Regions from separate parts of the Homo sapiens genome. Here region 1 is linked to region 2. Evidence: chromatin loops called from intact Hi-C (ENCODE). Cell type or tissue: CD4-positive, alpha-beta T cell. All regions are shown on one strand. Each heading gives the region's core, and the rest is flanking DNA. Links, peaks and the distances in the headings are about the cores only.

Region 1 (10,878 bases), core at 2,879-10,878, 250 kb before region 2:
AAACAATACAGATAGCCACAAAGAGAAAAGGAAGGGAGGAAAAACTGACTTGGCTCTCTTCTGCTGTCTATTGCACTAATCAGAAAAGCTAGTGACATTTCCTCAACTGAGCAGAAACTTATTTTCTGAACCATCTAGAGCCGAGTTGTGTTTTTATTGTTTTTCACCTCTCTGCCCTCATCAGCTTTTTTATTTCAATATCCATTCAGACAAGAATACTCAGTGTACAGAACAATGGGGAAGAAAGGGATTCTTCTCCTGGGATGCTCAGTCACCTAGCAAAAGCATTTGAGAAAGGGATAAAGGGAAGAAGATTATTGGATTTTCATATGTGCTTTCAAGTGTACACTACCCCAAAACAAACCACAAATTTGTTTCCAGTTCTCCAGCATAATCATAAAATTGGACCAAAAAGCAAGTCCACCTAAGTAGGCATTATAGATTATTCTAGGGCAGATTCAGATACTGGCTCTTCAAATCTAAATCCAGGAGGAGGCATCTGCTCACAGCCAAGTGGACAATTATATAAACTAAGAACAATCTACCTTCCCAGGTTGTTGGAACTGGTTCTGCCTAGATTGATTGTTCCACCTTAAGAACCACTAAACACAAAGAAACTATTTGGGACCTATGAAGAAAAATTACAAACTAGGGGAAAGGATGATCTGCCTCAATGACTCAGCATAAAAGCAGAATCTAGAGAATTGATTTTTATAAAATTCAGATGAAAACTTGAGAACTAATATTGTTAATCTTCTCAAAAAATCCTCAAGGACATAAACCTTTTTGAAACAGTAGGAAGCCATTAAAGCAGAGTAGGCTTGGAATTGAAAGGCTGGGGATACAGAAAGAACAGCTGAAATGAGGAGGGAAAAACAACCCTAGAAATGTTTTAGAAGAGACTTTAAAAACTATGTTGAAGGCAGTAAAGAAGAGAAATGATTAAAAATCAGTCAAATACATGATAAAAGAGAAACTGGAGACGCCCTTCTGGAATGAAAAGGAACAGGATAAAGATAAAAACTACGTGACAGGCTGGACACAGTAGTTCTCTCCTGTAATCCCAGCACTTTCGGAGGCCAGAGTGGGAGGATCTCTTGAAACCAGGAGTCTGAGACCAACCTGGGCAACATAGCAAGACTCTGTCTCTGTAAGAAAATAAATAAATTGCCCAGGTGTGTTGATGTACACCAGTTTCTTGTGAGGCCGAAGCAAGAGGATTGCTTGAGCCCAGGAGTTTGAGATTTCAGTGAGCTATGATGATGCCACTGTACTCCCTCCAGCCTGGGTGACGGAGCAAGACACTGTCTCAAAAAAAAAAAAACCCACAAAACTATCAGAGTAATAATGTTAGATGTGAAAGTCAGAGATTGAAAAGCCAATCTGAAAACTATAATTTGAATGAAGAAACATATTTGTAAAATACAAGTATAGTGTGTGCCCAGCTAATTGAGAGATAAATTTAAAAAAAAATTAGTAGGACCTAGAGATCTGATTATAAGCATTGGTGGAAAGGCAAAGAAAGTAATGAAACTATAATTTTCTTGTCTTACATAAACAGGAAAATAGAAGCAGGTGTCAAGAGGTTTTTTTGTCTATTTTCTTATTTTATTAGGTTGACGTGAAAGTAATTGCACTTTTTGCCATATTTTTAATAATAATGAGAGAAATATGGGCATGAGAAGCAACCATAGTAGAATTGTGCATAGGATTCCTATATTCAGAATGCCTTCAAAAGATAAGAGCAATGTCAGAAACCAAAGGAAAAGCAAGTTCCCAAATTAGAAAGTACAAAGCAAAAACAATACTAGAACAAATCAGCTAGGACAATAAATGTAAGTGGATTAAATTATTTGAGAAAAGCTAAACTACTAAAAAAAAAAAACCTAGTTGAACTATACCATTTGCAAAAGAGTCATACCTAAAACAAAGTGGCACAGAAAGATCAATAATAAAAAGATAAACATATCTACGGTATTATCAAATCATATAAATTTAAATTCTTACATTATCAAGGGTAAACAAGTAAACACATTTGAAATATAGGACTTATACATATAACTATATGTCCATAACAAAATTTACAGGATAGATAGCATTGAGAATTTTGTAAAATTAATAAGATTTCAAATAAATGAGCACCTATATACATATGTGAAATTTTGCATAATATAGAGCTCAATCAAGCATTTCTGCTACTTTATAAAAATTATTCAGCTATCTTTAAAAGTTCTTAAAGAGCAGAAATTTTGATAGCCAATAATTTCTGACCACAGTGTAATTAATGACAAAAACTTTCAATCAACCAATGAAAACTCTTGTAAGGGGACAGGAGGAAGGGGATAACTCAAAGAGTAAATAAGAATCTCAAGTGCATACTGTTAAGAAAATAAAGAAAAAGTATATATGAAAATTTATAGAATAAAGTCTAAACTTATTTTAAGAGGTAACCTAACACAAGATTGAAGATAAATCAGCCACACATTCAGAATAAGAAGTTATAGAAAGGAAGAAAAAGCAACCTCTTTGAAACCTAAAATAATTCATTAATAATAAAAGAAAACAGAAAACGAGCAGAACTGATACTTGAATTCGGGAGCTGGTTCTTTGAGACTAAAAATGAAAATTACAAGATAGAAAATTCTTGATAAGCTTGAGAAAAATGAGAGATGATACTAATAATCATAACTGAAGTTTACTGTAAGGGTTATAATAATTTTTTAAAAGATTAGAGAATACATCATGCAATTTGAAACTAATAAACATGAAAACCTAGATGAAATAAAAATTTTCTGCATTATATAAATTTGGAGAACATCTATTTGAATCAAAAAAAGCACTTTTAGTAACCTAATTCTAATGAAATAACTAGAGGTATAGCCAACAATTTATGTAAATAGCAGCATTATTTGAGAATAAAGATTGTTCAGAGTATCGAGGACATACCCTGAAGCCAGACTACATAGATAGAATGGAGCTGTGTAAACTTAGATACTTAAATTCTCTGCTCTTCAATTTTCTGTAAAATGGAAAAGGGATACAGTATATAAGTGAATTATCCATTACATTTTATAATTTTGTTAATATAGACCTTAGTGTAAAAACTAAACTTTCCATTTCTTTTTATGCTAAAACATACTAAATATATAAAATTGAAAACATCAATAATTGTCAAAAGAAGCTGTATAAAAGATGAGTATTCTGACATTTCGATGGGTTATATTTGATTTGTTAGAATAAATTTAATATAGCATTAAGATATAGCTGTGAAGAGTAATTTTTTCTTCAAATCAGGCTATTTAAAAGAATAGGAAACATGAATTAGAGAAGGTATGAGGATAAATATTTTCCTCTTTTTGAGTTATATCCATGTAGTATGTTTTCAATTTATATTCTAGTATATTATGCACAGTATGCAATTTTAAACCAAGATTTGAGGCTACCCAAAATGTCTGTAATGATGCAAAAGGATGATGCAACTTTTATCAGAGTTTAAATACCAACAAATGTTCCACTAAAGTTCTGCATATGATAATCATAGCTAGAGGTTAAAACAAAAGGAATAAATATTGAGGATTGAATTGTTTTAATGTATGACACTATGAAGAATGCACTAAAATTATGAACAAAATTTAATTTAGAAAGCCATTATACCATAACAAATATGTGCATTGTTATATATGTATAATGTTGATGCTGCATATCAACTTATCGTATTTTAAGATGATACTAAAAATACTATATTTTGTTAAATTGACAAATTAAGAATTTTAGGCTATTTTGATGATTGTTACATGAGCTTTATCCTTAGGTTTATTTAAGCGAACATCTCATAATTGTCTTTTTAATCCTTGCTCAATTAAAAAAAGAGTAAATTTAAATATTATATCCTAGAGAAACTGATAATTTTGTTAGACCTCATGTTTCCTAATAAAACGGTAATATTTTACAGGCAGGATTTTATATGCCATAGAGGAGAACATACTGAAATAAGACAACGCACAGAAAAGAGAACACATGCTTTTCAAGATGTCTCCATTTTGTAGATTTGAAACCTCTTTTTAAATGTATGCTTTTTTATTTCAAATCAAGAGATTTAATTAAAGAATCACTTGTCAACAGGCATCTGTGCATCTTATCACATGCAAATTTTACAGACTAATATTGCTGAGCATAATTGGCTTAAGGAAATATAGTTTGGGTTTTGCTAGTAAAAATAAAGACTAAAGATATTTCAATATGTCATAGAATATATTTCAAAGTAGGCTTAGAATCTATTTTAAATGACCATGCCAATAGAATATTCAGTTGCATCATCACTAACAGTAGGCTTAGGTTTGAATTTGGCCATAGAACTGGGATCTGCATATGAGTGAGCATCTTTCTTTCCATTTTAAATACTTGCTTTGTCAACATTAGGAAATGAACGCTTCCATATCCAACTGTTTATAATGCATAAGTAAGAAATTTTCTTAGCAAATCAGTCAAAGACGCTGAAAAAAAATTCATTATTCTTAGCTCTCCGAAGAGGGTAAAAAGCAAGCTACATACAGATGAAGAAGGAAATTTCTTTATCTTTCACTTTGGCTTATTTGCTTATTGTTTAAATGCTTATTGCCTTTTTGTCAGTGTCTTAGTTATGGAAGAAATCTCTATTGCTTTTGTTAAATATTCTTTAAAATTTTGTTAAGGGTGAATTGTTAAGTACATCCCACAGGAACTATGGCGGTGGATGCCTGACTAAATACCAAAGTTATTTTGGAATCTAATAAACCATAAATGTATCTGATACTATGTCATAAAACTAAATATGCAGTCATAACCTTTTGTAATCATGTAAACTTTAGGCAGTAAGCCTGAACCTGAGATAGAACAATTTTTTGAGGTTTCTTTTAGAGGTAAAAGAAACTACAGAGATCACTAGCCAGACCTTTCATTTTCTATGTGAAGAAACCAACCCAATGCAGCCAAGCTAACCAACAACCTGCCAGTGATTTTGTCTAATCAACTGCAGAGCCAAGACCAGAACTTTCTTTTCTGATTACCAGTGGAAAATATCTTCTCCTAATGCTTTATATAGGAATTCTATTAAAAGAACTTGAAATTATAGACTAGTTAAATATACCAGAAATTCCAAAGGACTATTAAAAACATCACACTTTATTCTAAAACTGTCCTAAAATAAATATGCTAGCAAAAATATGAATATGATTTAATTACTTGGTTTTATTATTGATTTATTCGTTTACTTTTGTACTCTGAGAAATGTGCTCTACAACTGATTTAGATGGTTCAGGTCATTTTTCTCTAAGCTGTTGGAGAAATTTCGATGTGTTGACTTTTATTCACTGAGGTTAACATGAGTTTTCCGTATCCTACCTTCATTACTTAGATTACAGTATTTAAAAATCATTATTGGGATATTTAAGTAATTGAAGTTTTGAAGAATTTTAGTTGCGAAGATAAGAGCCTCTGCCACTCAGTGTCTTCCACAAACCAACAGTATTAGAATCACTGAGGAATGTATTAGAAATGCAGTCTCAGCTTCCCCTTCCCAAGACCTAGACCTGCTGAATCACAGTCTGTATTAACAAGTGCCAAGGTGATTCCTATGCACATTAAGAATGAAGAAGCACTTATTTAAAGAGTTAGAAATCTCAGAACCTCATCTTGTTTGTTGTTTCCTTGTCTTTTTCTTTCTTGCCTTTCTTTCTTCACCCTCCCTTCATGGAAAATGAACATCAAAACATCAGGATCTGCTTTAATAGTCAAAAAGAAGACAGTTCAAAAGGATGTGGAAAGGAGGAGAGGAAATACATGTCTTCATTCTGAGATGGCATAGAGGACTAACAGGCTAATGACATGTCTTTGGAATGTTTTTTAGCATCTAGCAGATCCACATTCTTTACTCTCTTCTGGGTTTTCCCCGAGTCATTACTCATATGGGTCCCTGCTCTCAAAACCAAGGTTGTGTAACTGTACTGAGAAGTGGAGTATAGGAGTTAATTATATATTGTTGAATTTACAGAGGGTAAGCCACAAAGTAGCAAAAGCAAGGACTGCTTGTTCCAGTTAAAGACAGAAAGCAGAAAGGGTTTTATTGTTGGTTATGTAGCCTGGGAACCACTATGAATAACAGGCATTGTGAGGCAGAGGAGAAATTGTTGTAATTAAAAGCAAAGTAAAATACCTAAGGCCAGGCCTCCATATCCAAAGATGACTGTAGTGAGTAATGGATTGAAAGACAAGCTAGTGGAGTGATTAAGAGCTTAGACTCTGAGCTAAAACCTTTCTTGGTTCAAATCCTAGCTCATTTATTTCTTGGTTCTATGGCTGTGGGTAAGTTATTTAACCTTTCTAACCTCTTCATCTGAAAACAGGGAAAAGAGTAGTACCTCTTCATAGGGTTATTGTAAATAATAAGTGAAAAAAAAACTATGTAAAAGTACTTAGCACAGTGTCTGGAACATAGTAAGTACTCAGTAAGTCTTAGGGTGTTTGTATTTATTTACTTATCTTCTTAATTATTTAATACGAATTTGAATCAGCTTCCCTTTTACCTAATCACATGATTTTACGTGGTTTTTCTGGGTTTGTCTGTGGCCATAACAAAGAGCTACAGCTTTAGCTAAAGAAAATTATCTTGGGCGAAAGAGTAAACATTTTTTGATCACCTCTGGGATAATGAGTACTATGGAAGACATGATGGTGGTGGTAGTGGGAGGGAGTGTGATGAAAGAAAATGAGAAATATTGTACAGTCCCTTGAGGCCTTGAGATTCTACATTGAAAGAGATGAGATATACACTTACATGGGAGAAAAACCTGACAGATGATTCCCAAGCAACATATTCATATGTTGAAAATTATATCGTATAAATTAGAATGTTTGGAGTAATTGAAAGACAACTATCAATATTGGTCCTTAACAACTTTGATTTTCTTTGAATGTCTCTACAAAGAAAGAAAAGAACTATTAGGACTATTAGGTAGAACTATAGTTTGACACGACTAAAGATTGTCTCAAATCTGCTCAATATTTAACCTCTTCTTTTAAAGGATAGGCACTTTTAAATCTTGATTCACAAGCCAACTAAACACTAGAGGGCAGATTGTGAGAATGTAATGTGTTAATACAATTAAAATAGCTGCCAGCCTCAACACTCATTGTGGTTATGTGAACATAAGTGCAGGCATGAGGGGGAAAGTTCTGAAGCATGCTAACCTGATAGTGTTTTGTAATTTTATCATTCTACTTTGTGTTGACCACTTCTCAATACTTTTAAAAGAATTCAGGCTTTAAAAAAATGGGAAAATCATGAAAATTTGTAAGTGCTCAACAAAAACATTGTAAATTAGATGTTAAGCTGACACATTACAGAGCTTGAGATGCTTTCCATCCTGAGAAACTTAGGAAGAAAATGTGGCTTCGAAAAGATGGTTTAGAAATAGTCATATAGAAAACAATATCGGTTCCTTGTTCTCTATCCCTGTCGTCCCCACTGCCCTCTGCCTGTTGAGAGCAGAGTTTTAGAAAGATGTTCTGTTTCCTGGCCTAAGAGGAGAAGGAAGGGAATGGATTTGGGCTGGGAAAAGATAGAAATAGGTGAAGTAGGTGGCAGGAAGGCACATGGCCACAATTAACATTTTAGGAAAATGAAAAGACCTTGAACTAGGGCTGCTGTGGCAATAGGTTGACAGCTAAGAGATGGTTTTCCAAATTTAGTTATAGAATTGTCTGCCTTGGACAACTTTTAAAAGGAGAAAAAGCCACTGTTATAAGCAAGCAGGGCCATCTCCATTTCTAGAAACAAGTGAAAATGAGCATCTTTCATTGGATGGTTAAACATTGTTTTGGGGATCACTTGGGACTGAGCTAATTTCTTTCAGCCTGCGATCCACTTCACATGTTTGGTTCATCATCTCTGATCTTTCATCTAACCTGACTTTCTCTTTGCTTCTTTTCTGCAGTGCTCATGTACCCCAAGTCAGCAATGTGTCTGCAACCGGAGAGTAAGTTATTTGGGTTGGGTTTTTGGGCTTTGGGTTTTTTTTTTTTAATGCCCTGTCCCACTTATTAAACAGAAAAAAAAAGCAACTCTAATGGTGTACAGTATTGGAAAATTCAGATAATAAGCAGCCAGTGACTTTTAAACTATATGGAGGAGAGGACTACATAGGTATTCTTATTTGAGCTTCTATATGTGTATTCCTACAGACAACTCCAACATTGGAAAATATGAGCTTTTTGTTTACTTCATTAAAAATAATGCCAGGATCAATTAATATTAGCAAGTAGTCTAATGTACTTTGGGAGGCATCTTGCAATGGATAATGTAATTAAAGGTTAAACCATTAATCATGTCTTTACTCCCTACTTAGTTCATTTGACTGAACCTACATTGACTGAGTGCCTGCAACACGTCAGGCGCATGTTAGATGTGTAATGTCAAGGACGCCTTGGGCCCTGTCTTCAGGGATGTTACACTCTAATAGGGATGCAGAAAAGAAAGCAAATTAGTGATGGCAACAAGTCCCTGGTCCACAGGGCAGTGGCGGTACTCTCTTAATTATGTCATCACATGCCTTTTCCTCCAAAGTCTTCCACTGACACTTAGACTAAACCTAAACTCCAGTTATCAGTCCTTGCTAATGCCTCTGACCATATTGCTCATTACACTTCAGCCACATGACCTACTGTTCCCACGGAGGGCCAACCTTATTGCTGCCTCAGAGCCTTTGTATTGGCTGTTCCTCAGCCTGGCCAGCACTTTTTTCTCATTCACTCCTCGTTCAAGTGTCATCTTATCCAGGATTCTATTCCTAACTACCCATATTCACTTGCCACCACTTTACTCAATGTTTTAGAGAACTTATTACTATTGGAAATTACATTATTTCTTTATTATCTATCTTGCCCTACGGGAATGTAAGCTCTGTAAATACAAGGAACTTGTCTGTCATGTTCATTGCTATCTCCCTACTGCCTAGAGAAGTTCCTGGCATATATTAGGCACTAAATAAATAGTCACTGAATGACAGAACAGCTCCTTGCTCACATATGTTTCCATTACACCTACCTATTCTCCTTACTTGCTGGGACATGAGTGGGCCTCTTTGGAGCATCTTCTCTTGGCAAGGATCAGGTGTAGGAGGTGGGGTAGATGTGGTGTGATAGGGAGAAGAGAGAAGAATTAGAAGAAGCACTAGTTGAAATGAATTTGGATCTAACAGGATGGATTTCCATTTTCTTAATTCCTTGTTGGGAGAGAAAACAATCAGAGGGCAGGACTGACCTCCTTTAGCTTTGTCAGTTTCAAAGATATTCAAGAACTGCACCAAGGCTGACATGTTCTTGCCTTTTTCATTTCCTAATAATCTTTCCTTATGGGTCTTGTATAGCTTGGAAAAAGTGCAGGGTTGTTCTGTTTAGATATTTCAGTTTCATCTGGATGTTTGGTATGTTGTAGGAAGCCACCTCTGATGTAATGCATTTTATGGCATCCTCATGAATATGTTATTTATATATTATGTACATCTCTTATGTGCATATTAATTTACTCACAATCCTCTGTACTGTGATTAAATAATCTTGAATCATTTGAGACATGGAGTTCTATCTATAAAAGTTCTAATGCCCAAGTTAATTTGACTATACTTCCTCATTATCTTAAAATATTTTTAATAAAATTTGAATAACTATGAGTCGATTATAAAACTGCATTTGAAAAATCTGAAATTAGTTAAGTTCTCAAAACACAGTTTATTTAAGTAAATGCTACTTCTCAGCCTGAGCATTTAGAACATATATATATAGTTCTTTTTCAAGCGAAGAAAAACAAGGTTTGAGGACTCTGAGTTAAGAGCTTTCCATACCAGCTTATTTGGAAATAATGTGGTGCTAAAAGGTATACACACCTTGAAAGATTCTACAGCTTTAAAAATGATTCCATTTCTAGCTTACCATGCACTTTTCAGCACTTTGTGCTTATGTGTTTTCCTCATGTTGAACAAAGTAAATCTATCCTTCCAATTTCAGTAATATGTTCTGGGGTGTTTGCATGAATACAGCTTTAATTATAAACATCACAATTTAATTGAATAGAGGTTAGGAAAGATTATGCCATGCTGTTGTGAGTTCTAATTGTTCTGGTGAGTTTTTTCCCAAAATATCATTATTTTCATATAATTTTGTCTTAGATTGTAAATAGATAATAGGCATCATAAAATTATTTGTGCCAGTTTGCTTTGCAAATCACTCTCTCTTCCTCTGTAGAATTGGTATGAAATTGCCTTTGTAAGAATAGGTCTACTATTATTCTATGAGGGCAAAAAAAATCTTTCCTCATTCTTCCTTATATTGATTGACCCCTGTTTCCTGAATGCCTCATAATTGTTGCTAGACTTGCCATGAGCATTTCAGCAATACTGGCTTCACAAAGATGAGAAAGTTGTTAAATTGGCAGAATTGTTTTCGTTTAGTTTTGGTTTTAACACATAATGCAGATATTTTTTAGATTAATGCCTCATCATCTCTCTTTGCTTATGAAGTTCTAAAGACTTTCCACTGGAAATACAGATGTTCCCAAAACTGTAGGCACAGATTTTTTAAGGTGATCACTGATGAACTTGACTGCTTGAATGACTCTGCATTCTTTTTTGCCAGACTCTTAGAAAGAACCATCCGATCAGCTGTAGAACAACATCTTTTTGATGTTAATAACTCTGGAGGTCAAAGTTCAGAGGACTCAGAATCTGGAACACTATCAGCATCTTCTGCCACATCTGCCAGACAGCGCCGCCGCCAGTCCAAGGAGCAGGATGAAGTTCGACATGGGAGAGACAAGTGAGTTGGCATTGATTCTTCCTCTTACTTGAG
Region 2 (11,372 bases), core at 1,123-9,122:
TTTTTATTTTATTTAGAAAAAAATGTTATTTTTAATTTCTGTGGGCACAGAGTAGGTGCATATATTTATGGCTGGGGTACATGAGATGTTTTGATGCAGGCATGTAATGTGAAAGAGAAACGTTTTATACCAAGCCAGTAGGACTGGAAGAGTGGTGATATGGACAGGACTGTGTCCCCCTTACCATGCATATGTTGAAGTCCTAACCCCCAGTGCCTCAGAGTGTGAATGTTTGGAGACAGGATTTTTTTATTATTATACTTTAAGTTCTAGGGTACGTGTGCACAACATGCAGGTTTGTTACATAGGTATACATGCGCCATGTTGGTTTGCTGCACCCATCAACTCGTCATTTACATTAGGTATTTCTCCTAATGCTATCCCTCCCCCAGCATCCCACCCCACAACAGGCCCCAGTGTGTGATGCTCCCTGCCCTGTGTCCACGTGTTCTCATTGTTCAATTCTCACACATGAGTGAGAACATGTCCCTGTGATAGTTAGCTGAGAATGATGGTTTCCAGCTTCATCTATGTCCCTGCAAAGGACATGAACTCATCCTTTTTATGGCTGCATAGTATTCCATGGTGTATATGTGCCACATTTTCTTAATCCAGTCTATCATTGATGGACAATTGGGTTGGTTCCAAGTCTTTGCTATTGTGAATAGTGCCGCAATAAACATACGTGTGCACGTGTCTTTATAGTAGCATGATTTATAATGCTTTGAGTATATACCCAGTAATGGGATCGCTGGGTCAAATGATATTTCTACTTCTAGATCCTTGAGGAATCTCCATGCTGCCTTCCACAATGGTTGAATGAATTTACTCTCCCACCAACAGTGTAAAAGTGTTCCTATTTCTCCACATCCTCTCCAGCATCTGTTGTTTCCTGACTTTTTAATAATAGCCATTCTAACTGGTGTGAGATGATATCTCATTGTGGTTTTGATTTGCATTTCTCTAATGACCAGTGATTATGAGCTTTTTTTCATGTTTATTGGCTGCACAAATGTCTTCTTTTGAGAAGTGTCTGTTCATATTCTTCGTCCACTTTTTGAAGGGGTTGTTTGGTTTTTTCTTGTAAATTTGTTTTCATTCCTTGTAGATTCTGGATATTAGACCTTTGTCAGATGGATAGACTGCAAAAATTTTCTCCCATTCTGTAGGTTGCCTGTTCACTCTGATGAGAGTTACTTTTGCTGTGCAGAAGCTCTTTAGTTTAATTAGATCCCATTTGTCTATTTTGGCTTCTGTTGCCATTGCTTTTGGTGTTTTAGTCATGAAGTCTTTGCCCATGCCTATGTCCTGAATGGTATTGCCTAGGTTTTCTTCTAGGGTTTTTATGGTTTTAGATCTTACATTTAAGTCTTTAATCCATCTTGAGTTAATTTTTGTATAAGGTGTAAGGAAGGGATCCAGTTTCAGCTTTCTGCATATGGCTAGCCAGTTTTCCCAACGCCATTTATTAAATAGGGAATCCTTCCCCCATTTCTTGTTTTTGTCAGGTTTGTCAAAGATCAGATGGTTGTAGATGTGTGGTGTTATTTCTGAGGCCCCTGTTCTGTTCCATTGGTCTATATATCTGTTTTGGTGCCAGTACCATGCTGTTTCGTAGTATAGTTTGAAGTCAGGTAGTGTGATGCCTCCAGCTTTGTTCTTTTGGCTTAGGATTGACTTGGCAATGCAGGCTCTTTTTTGGTTCCATATGAACTTTAAAGTAGTTTTTTCCAATTCTGTGAAGAAAGTCATTGGTAGCTTGATGGGGATGGCATTGAATCTATAAATTACCATGGGCAGTATGACCATTTTCATGATATTGATTCTTCCTGTCCATGAGCAAGGAATGTTCTTCCATTCGTTTGTGTCCTCTTTTATTTCGTTGAGCAGTGGTTTGTAGTTCTCCTTGAAGAGGTCCTTCACATCCCTTGTAAGTTTGATTCCGAGGTATTTTATTCTCTGTGTAGCAATTATGAATGTGAGTTCACTCATGATTTGGCTCTCTGTCTGTTCTTGGTGTATAGGAATGCTTGTGATATTTGCACATTGATTTTGTATCTTGAGACTTTGCTGAAGTTGCTTATCAGCTTAAGGAGATTTTGGGCTGAGATGAGGGGATCTTCTAAATTTACAATCATGTCATTTGCAAACAGGGACAATTTGACTTTCTCTTTTCCTAATTGAATACCCTTTATTTCTTTCTCTTGCCTAATTGCCCTGGCCAGAACTTCCAACACTATGTTGAATAGGAGTGGTGAGAGAGGGCACCCTTGTCTTGTGACAGTTTTCAAAGGGAATGCCTCCAGTTTTTGCCCATTCAGTATGATATTGGCTGTGGGTTTGTCATAAATAGCTCTTATTATTTTGAGATACGTCCCATCAATACCTAGTTTATCTAGAGTTTTCAGCATGAAGGGCTGTTGGATTTTGTCAAAGGCCTTTTCTGCAACTATAGAGAAAATTGTGTGGTTTCTGTCGTTTGTTCTGTTTATGTGCTGGATTACGTTTATTGATTGGCATGTGTTGAACCAGCCTTGCATCCCAGGGATGAAGCCAAGTTGATCATGGTGGATAAGCTTTTTGCTGTGCTGCTGGATTTGGTTTCACAGTATTTTATTGAGGATTTTCACATTGATGTTCATCAGCAATATTGGTGTAAAATTCTCTTTTTTGGTTGTGTCTCTGCCATGCTTTGGTATCAGGATGATGCTGGCCTCATAAAATGAGTTACAGAGGATTCCCTTTGTTTCTATTGATTGGAATAGTTTCAGAAGGAATGGTACCAGCTCCTCTTTGTACCTCTGGTACAATTCGGCTGTGAATCCATCTGGTCCTGGACTTTTTTTGGTTGTTATTAATTATTGCCTCAATTTCAGAACCTGTTATTGGTCTATTCAGAGATTCAACTTCTTCCTGGTTTAGTCTTGGGAGGGTGTATGTGTCCAGGAATGTATCCATTTCTCGTAGATTTTCTAGTTTATTTGTGTAGAGGTGTTTATAGTATTATCTGATGGTAGTTTGTATTTCTGTGGGATTGGTGGTGATATCCCCTTTATCATTTTTTATTGCATCTATTTGATTCTTCTCTCTTTTATTCTTTATTAATCTTGCTAATGTCTATCTATTTTGCTGATTTTTCCAAAAAACTAGCTCCTGGATTGATTTTTTGAAGGGTTTTTTGTGTCTCTATCTCCTTCAGTTCTGCTCCAATCTTAGTTATTTCTTGCCTTCTGCTAGCTTTTGAATGTGTTTGCTCTTGCTTCTCTAGTTCTTTTAATTGTGATATTAGGGTGTCAATTTTAGATCTTTCCTGCTTTCTCCTGTGGGCACTTAGTGGTATAAATTTCCCTCCACACACTGCTTTAAATGTGTCCCAGAGATTCTGGTATGTTGTGTCTTTGTTCTCATTGGTTTCAAAGAACATCTTTATTTCTGCCTTCATTTTGTTATTTACCCAGTAGTCATTCAGGAGCAGGTTGTTCAGTTTCCATGTAGTTGTGCGGTTTTAAGTGAGTTTCTTAATCCTGAGTTCTAATTTGATTTCACTGTGGTCTGAGAGACAGTTTGTTGTGATTTCTGTTCTTTTACTTTTGCTGAGGAGTGTTTTACTTCCAATTATGTGGTCAATTTTAGAATAAGTGCGATGTGGTGCTGAGAAGAATGTATATTCTGTTGACTTCAGAACTGTGGAGAGTTCTGTAGATGTCTATTAGGCCTGCTTGTTGCAGAGCTGAGTTCAAGTCCTGAATATCCTTGTTAACCTTCTGTCTTGCTGATCTGTCTAATATTGACAGTGGGGTGTTAAAGTCTCCCATTGTTATTGTGTGGGAGTCTAAGTCTCTTTGTAGGTCTCTAAGGACTTGCTTTATGAATCTGGGTGCTCCTGTATTAGGTACATATATATTTAGGATAGTTAGCTCTTCTTGTTGAATTGATCCCTATACCATTTTGTAATGGCCTTATTTGTCTCTTTTGATCTTTGTTGGTTTAAAGTCTCTTTTATCCGAGACTAGGGTTGCAACCTCTGCTTTTTTTTTGCTTTCCATTTGGTTGATAGATCTTCCTCCATCCCATTATTTTGAGCCTATGTGTGTCTCTGCACGTGAGATAGGTCTCCTGAATACAGCACACTGATGGGTATTGACTGTTTATCCAATTTGCCAGTCTGTATCTTAATTGGGGCATTTAGCCCATTTACATTTAAGGTTAATATTGTTATGTGTGAATTTGATCCTGTCATTATGATGTTAGCTGGTTATTTTGCTCATTAATTGATGCAGTTTCTTCCTAGTATTGATGGTCTTTACAATTTGGCATGTTTTTGCAGTGGCTGGTACTGGTTGTTCCTTTCGATATTTAGTGCTTCCTTCAGGAGCTCTTGTAAGGCAGGCCTGGTGGGGACAAAATCTCTCAGCCTTTTTCTTGTCTATAAAGTATTTTATTTCTCCTTCACTTATGAAGCTTAGTTTGGCTGGATATGAAATTCTGGATTGAAAATTTTTTTAAGAATGTTGAATATTGGCTCCCACTCTCTTCTGGCTTATAGAGTTTCTGCCGAGAGATCTGCTGTTAGTCTGATGGGCTTCCCTTGTGGGTAACCCGACCTTTCTCTCTGGCTGCCCTTAACATTTTTTCCTTCATTTCAACCTTGGTGAATCTGACAATTATGTGTCTTGGGGTTGCTCTTCTCAAGGAGTATCTTTGTGGTGTTCTCTGTATTTTCTGAATTTGAATGCTGGCCTGCCTTCCTAGGTGAGGGAAGTTCTCCTTGATAATATCCTGAAGAGTGTTTTCTAACTTGGTTCCATTCTCCCTGTCACTTTCAGGTACACCAGTCAAACGTAGATTTGGTCTTTTCACATAGTCCCATATTTCTCGGATGCTTTGTTCATTTCTTTCTACTTTTTTTCTCTAAACTTGTCTTCTCACTTTATTTCATTAATTTGATCTTCAATCACTGATATCTTTTCTTCCACTTGATCAAATTGGCTATTGAAGCTTGTTGTGTGTGTCACGAAGTTCTCGCACTGTGGTTTTCAGCTCCATCAGGTCATTTAAGGTCTTCTCTACACTACACTGTTTATTCTAGTTAGCCATTCGTCTAACCTTTTTTCAAGATTTTTAACCTCCTTGTGATGGGTTAGAACATGCTCTTTTAGCTCAGAGAAGTTTGTTATTACCAATCTTCTGAAGCCTACTTCTGTCAACTCATCAAAGTCATTCTCTGTCCAGTTTTGTTCTGTTGCTGGCAAGAAGCTGCGATCCTTTGGAGGAGAAGAGGTGCTCTGGTTTTTAGAATTTTCAGCTTTTCTGCTCTGGTTTCTCCCCATTTTTGTGGTTTTATCTACCTTTGGTCTTTGTTGTTGGTGACCTACAGATAGAGTTTTGGTGTGGATGTCCTTTTTGTTGATGTTGATGCTATTCCTTTCTGTTTGTTAGTTTTTCCTTCTAACAGTCAGGGCCCTCAGCTATAGTTCTGTTGGAGTTTGCTGGAGGTTCACTCCAGACCCTGTTTTCCTGGGTATCACCAGCGGAAGCTGCAGAACAGGAAATATTGCAGAACAGCAAATATTGCTGCCTGATCCTTCCTCTGGAAGCTTCGTCCCAGAGGGTCACCTGCCTGTATGAGGTGTCTGTCGCCCCCTACTGGGAGGTGTCTCCCAGTCAGGCAACACAAGAGTCAGGGACCCACTTGAGGAGGCAGTCTGTCCATTCTCAGAGCTCAAACGCCGTGCCACTGCTCTCTTCAGAGCTGTCAGACAGGGACGTTTAAGTCTGCAGAACTTGTCTGCTGCCTTTTGTTCAGCTATGCCCTGCCCACAGAGGTGGAGTCTATAGAGGTGGTAGGCCTTGCTGAGCTGCAGTGGGCTCTGCCCAGTTCAAGCTTCCTGGCTGCTTTGTTTACCTACTCAAGCCTCAGCAATAGTGGATGCCCCTCTCCCCCCGAGGCTGCAGCCTCGCAGGTTGATTTCAGACTGCTGTGCTAGCAGTGAGCAAGGCTCTGTGGGCATGGGACCCGCAGAGCCAGGCACGGGAGGGAATCTCCTGGTCTGCCGGTTGCTAAGACCATGGGAAAAGCACAGTATTTGGGCGAGAGTGTACTGTTTTTCCAGGTACAGTCTGTCATGGCTTCCCTTGGCTAGGAAAGGGAAATCCCCTGACACCTTGCGCTTCCCAGGTGAGGCGATGCCCCACACTGCTTTGGCTCGCCCTCTGTGTGTTGCACCCACTGCCCAACCAGTCCCAATGAGATGAACCAGGTATCTCAGTTGGAAATGCAGAAATCACCTGTCTTCTGCATCAATCACACTGGGAGTTGCAGACTGGATCTGTTCCTATTTGGCCATCTTGGAAGCAAGTGGAGATAGGACTTTTAAAGAGGTATGAAATGACAGTAAAATGAGGTTATGGTGGGTGGATCCTGATTCAATATGACAGATGTCTTATAAAAAGAGGAAATTGGGCCGGGCATGGTGGCTCACGCCTGTAATCCCAGCACTTTGGGAGGCCGAGGCGGGCAGATCACGAGGTCAGGAGATCAAGACCATCCTGGCTAACACGGTGAAACCCCATCTCTACTAAAAATACAAAAAATTAGCTAGGCATGGTGGCGTGCACCTGTAGTCCCAGCTACTCGGGAGGCTGAGGCAGGAGAATAGCGTGAACCCAGGAGGCAGAGCTTGCAGTGAGCGGAGATCGCACCACTGCACTCCAGCCTGGGTGACAGAGCGAGACTTCGTCAAAAAAAAAAAAAAAAAAGAGGAAATTGGGACACAGACATGTACAGAGAGATGACCATGTGAAGTCAACAGAGAGACAGCCATCTATAAGCCAAGGAGAGAGGCTTAGAAGAAACCAAACCTGCCAACACGTTGATACCTAGCCTCAAGAATTGTCAGAAAACAAATTCTGTTGTTCAAGCCATCCAGTCTGTGGTACTTTGTTATAGCAGGCCTAGCAAACTAATAGGCAGCTATTGCCACGATACTCCATGGTGTACAGTGTCATCTCAAAGAGCATTGCAGTGTGAAAGAGGTCTTTAGCAACTGAATCTAGTGAGAGAAGGAAATGTTGTACTCCAAACTGCATGGTTCCTTTACTGCGATGCAAAACCATTTGAAAGAATAGTTTAAGAACCTCCCATTTATTGTGTTAGATTTCTAACTCCAGAAAACAAGTAAATATCCATTGATTCACCTGTACCATTTCAATATAGTTCTCCCTTAAAGAATATGTGGGTCAAACAAAGAGGCTGAGAGTAAGGACTCACAGATTTAACACCAACATAAACCTATTTTTGATTGTAAAGTATGGCTAATAACATAGGACATTATCTTCCTGTCAGAAGGTTTTTGACAAGTGATCTAGCTGTGAGCCAAATGCACAGTGTCACAGAAACAACAGTTCTGCTGCTATTCGAGCTTCATCCCTGAGGGGCTGCTAAATGCAGATCTCCCATTTACTTAAGGCTTTAATATTCAGTGCTATGGATTTCAGAGCTACATCTTGTTTTTATAAATAATTTTGCAGCTAAAGCACTAAAAATGTCAGAAGATCACCATTTTAAAGTCTTTTGATTTTTATATGTAATCTCTAAGAAGGCCAAATAACACAGCTAAACAATTTCTATTTAGAACACAGAGGAACACTTGGTCTCTCTTTTGTTTAGCCTTCAATATAACCTCATCCCTGTATGCTACTTATTGATTACATAGAGGAAAACAGTAATTTACAGTAGTGACAACTTAAACGGACCACTTTAATCAAATGATCAGAGTTAGCATAACCAGTAATAATTCTTGGTAGGATGCACTAAAAATGACACAGTGTTACTTCTGTGGTATCCTGGCAAAAAATGTGTAACTTAAAAATATATATTACCTGAATCTAATCATGAAGAAATATCAGACACATCCAAATTGAGGAATAGACTTGCTGCAAGTAAACTTCCCATAATGCCTCAAAACATCAAGGTCATGAAAGACAAAAAAAGACCAATGAACTGTTTCAGATTACAAGAGATGAATGAGACGTGATGACTAAAAGTCATGTCTCATCCTGGATTGGATCTTGGACCAGAAATCCTTTTCCTTTTGCTATAAAAATACATTAAGGGAACAAATGGTGAAATTTAAATTCATAAATTATACAGTAATATTGTATAAATATTAATTTTCTGATTTTGATAATTGTCCTGTGGTGATGTAAGAGAATATATTTTGTTTTGGTTTTCATTTTGTTTTGAAGTGTTAAAGTGTAAATGAACCTCATGTCTGCAAGTTGCTGTCAGTTTTTTAAAATCTAGCTACAGAAATCTGTTAATTTAAGAAATCCAGGTGAAAGTATATAAGAATTCTTGGTCGTATTTTTATAACTTTAGTGTGTGTTTTAAAAATATATAATCCCAGGCAGAAAATAATTTAGAAGACAGCTCTGATAGAGTACTCCTTCTAGCACCTCCACCCTAACATATTACTCAAAATTATAATCAGATTGGGAAAGAGTTTATATGTTTTGAATTTCTCTAAATTGAAAAAAAATTCATTGTGCTTTTCTTTTCACAGGTAGCTAAATTACAAGCAGATTCTGTAACTGTGTAATATTTTTTTCTATTGGCAAGTTAAGAGGAACAACATTTGGTACTAGACATATTACATTCATTTTACAAGTGTTTATTAAACATATACTATGTGCCAGCCACTGTGCTAGATTTAGGGATAAAGAAATAAAATACACATGGTATGTGACCTAAAGGATCTTCTAGATTAGTACAGGAGACAGACATATAAAAGAATACTTGTAAAGAAGTAATAAATGTTATAATAAGAGTGAGTGAGTGAGTGAGTATGTGTCGGGGTAGGGTAGTTTACTGTTGTATACAAGGGATTGATGGTCAATTCCCAGGAAGCAGGGAGAAGGAAGGAGTTAGAAAAATCTTCATAAAAGTGTCTGTGTTTGAATTGGGTCTTAAAAGCTGAGTAGTGGTTTAGAGGGACAATGGAGTAAAGATATTCTGGGCAGAAGAAATGGCATGAACAAAAGACATGGAGCTATGAAACAGGCTATTATGGGGACAACAAATAGTTCAGAATGGCTGAATTCAAGATGAGAAGTGGCCACAGTGAGAGAATATGCTGGAGACAGTCTGGGGCCAGTTGCTGGAGGGCCTCATAAGCCACTATGCCAGAAGCTTTTGCACAAACCTAGGGAAATCATCTGGGAGCTTTTGGCCACTTGAGTGCATCAGTGAATAACTAATTTGTTAAACTATTACATGCAAAGCAAGGTGCATTGAGGTAGGTCATCCTAGCCCCATGAGATGATTTGTGTTTATTGTAATAAGGAAATGGAACCAAGAATTGGATGCACTCCCATCTTTCTATCTTACATTATGACATAAGAAACATTTGCATTATTTCTACTCTGTAATATTTCTGTAAGAGATTTCAGGAGTGCTGTGGTTTGAATATGTCCTCCAAATGTCTTGTATTGGAAACTTAAGTGCCAAATTCATCTGTTGGTTGGAGGTGGGGCCTTTGAGAGGTAATTGGGATTAGATGAGGTCATTCGTGTGGGACCCCCATGATGGGACTGGTGGCTTTATAAGCAGAGGAAGAGAGACCTGAGCTGACACACTTGCTCCTGTCCTCCTGCCTTGGGATGCCCTTCATCATGTGATTGGATGTGGGAGGTGAAAAGATGAAGTCCATCATGACTTCAGACCTCAGCCCAGGTGACTCAGAAGATGGTGGTATCATTTACTAAGTTCAATACAGAACAAGGAGAGTTTTCTGGGGAAGTGTAGGTGAGTGGATAGTAAATTTAAGAAGATCATTCTGATTTAGTCACCTTATATAACATTTTTCAGTTTATGAATTCTCTAAGTTGGTGACTAAAGTACTTTTCAGTAAGATCTTTACATTAAAATAAAATGTCCCTAATGACTAGACCAAACTCAAACTACTGAAATATTTAGTCGTATTTTCCATTGCAATGAAATCAAGAAGAAAGCAGGGCAGAGTGGGAATCCCAGGGCAGTGCCCTAGGTGCTGGCAGGCCAGGTGTAAGTTCAAGGTTGGTCTCTGAGTCAGTCAAAGATGCCTGACAGGCTTAGAAAACTAGGAAAAGCAGACTTTCAAAAACTTGGAATTGTGACCATAGTTTCAATAAAAATACTCAGGACTCAATTTACTTTCATCTAGCCATGATTCTGGTAAAAATTATCTATTTTTTTCATATGCAATAACTCTTGTGTTAGCTACATCACTGGAGAGTCAAATCAAGTTAAAGTTGTCAAATTCCTGACTCTCTTCAACTATGGAAAACACAGCTTTCTGTAATAAAAGAGCTTTTACAATATCCCCATCTTCTTCATCTGAATACAAAAAAATACTTCTTTTGGAGGTTCATTTCCTTTTACACTATGGACTATTTGATGGCTACAACCTGAACAGTCATTGAAAACACACACAAAGTAAAACACCTATTGATTATTATTTTGAGAATTACTTCAGTTGTTTTCAAAGGTACCATAATGCACTAGCTTAAACCTGGATAATAAAAAAGCCATATAGAATCACACATTTCAAAGCTGTAAACTTGCTGTCTTAATTTTTTATTTTTTTCTGAGAGCATGAGGCTTTTAAAATCATGTTAATGCCATGAAAAATTCCATTCATAACTTTCATTTAATAAATTGGAAAAGGAAATGGTAGACGTTTGGGGAAAAAAAGCCTTGCAGTATGAGATCCTTTTAGTCACAGGAACTGACTAAGTAGAGGGAAGAGGACTGGAAAGTTTTTTTCTAGGAAAAAAAAAACAAAACTGTTAGACTAATAGAAGATGCCACTGGGTAATTATAGTGTTTAAAATCATTCTAGAGCAGGATTCCTCAGCCTGGTCACTGTTGACATTTTGGGCCAGTTAATTCTTTGTCGTGAGGGGCTGTCCTGTGCATGGTAAGATGCTTGGTGGCATCCCTGGCCTCTGCCCAGGAGCACCACCCCAGTTGTAACCATCAAAAATACATCCACACATTGCCAAATATTCCTGGGGTTCAAAATCATTCCAGTTGAAAAACCAGTGTTCTGGAGTCTTGCTACTAAAAGTGTGGTCTGCGATTCAGCAGCAGCATCCGGAAGCTGTTAAGAAAAGATTTCAAGCCTCCTATTCAGTATGATCCTAGTCATAATGAGTCAGAATTTGCATTTTAACAAGATTCCCAGGTGACTCATATGCATATTCAAGTTTGAAAAGCACTGTCAGATGATATGGATCATATTTATCCATTAGCAGGAGGGCAGTGGAGAAGAAGGAGGAATGGGAGGTAGAAAGAGGGAGGAAGGGAGTAAAAAAAGATAGAAGCTAAGAAA

What was found. A loop is a pair of places that touch in the nucleus more often than their neighbours do. Peaks named below come from ENCODE experiments on the same cell type or tissue, not always from the same donor. Only the 100,000 strongest peaks of a DNase experiment are listed, where the experiment ranks them.
Region 1: a loop joins it to region 2, with 3 times the contacts of the local background. A loop is called at or near these places in 17 of 110 quality-filtered maps.

What each region holds. Positions count from the first base shown.
Region 1 is chr4:88,787,720-88,798,597 of GRCh38, reverse strand. FAM13A (family with sequence similarity 13 member A) reads left to right here. Exons shown (of 24, transcript NM_014883.4): 9 at 7,971-8,012; 10 at 10,666-10,845. Among named protein-coding and RNA genes, the nearest start is that of FAM13A-AS1, 83 kb to the right of the region's middle. In CD4-positive, alpha-beta T cell, for the core only: no CTCF peak of the experiment used is centred there; a DNase peak (open chromatin) is centred at 5,927.
Region 2 is chr4:88,533,933-88,545,304 of GRCh38, reverse strand. It overlaps a transcript of HERC3 not described here. Among named protein-coding and RNA genes, the nearest start is that of PIGY-DT, 16 kb to the right of the region's middle. In CD4-positive, alpha-beta T cell, for the core only: CTCF peaks have their summits at 5,440 and 5,640 (motif pointing left); a DNase peak (open chromatin) is centred at 5,664.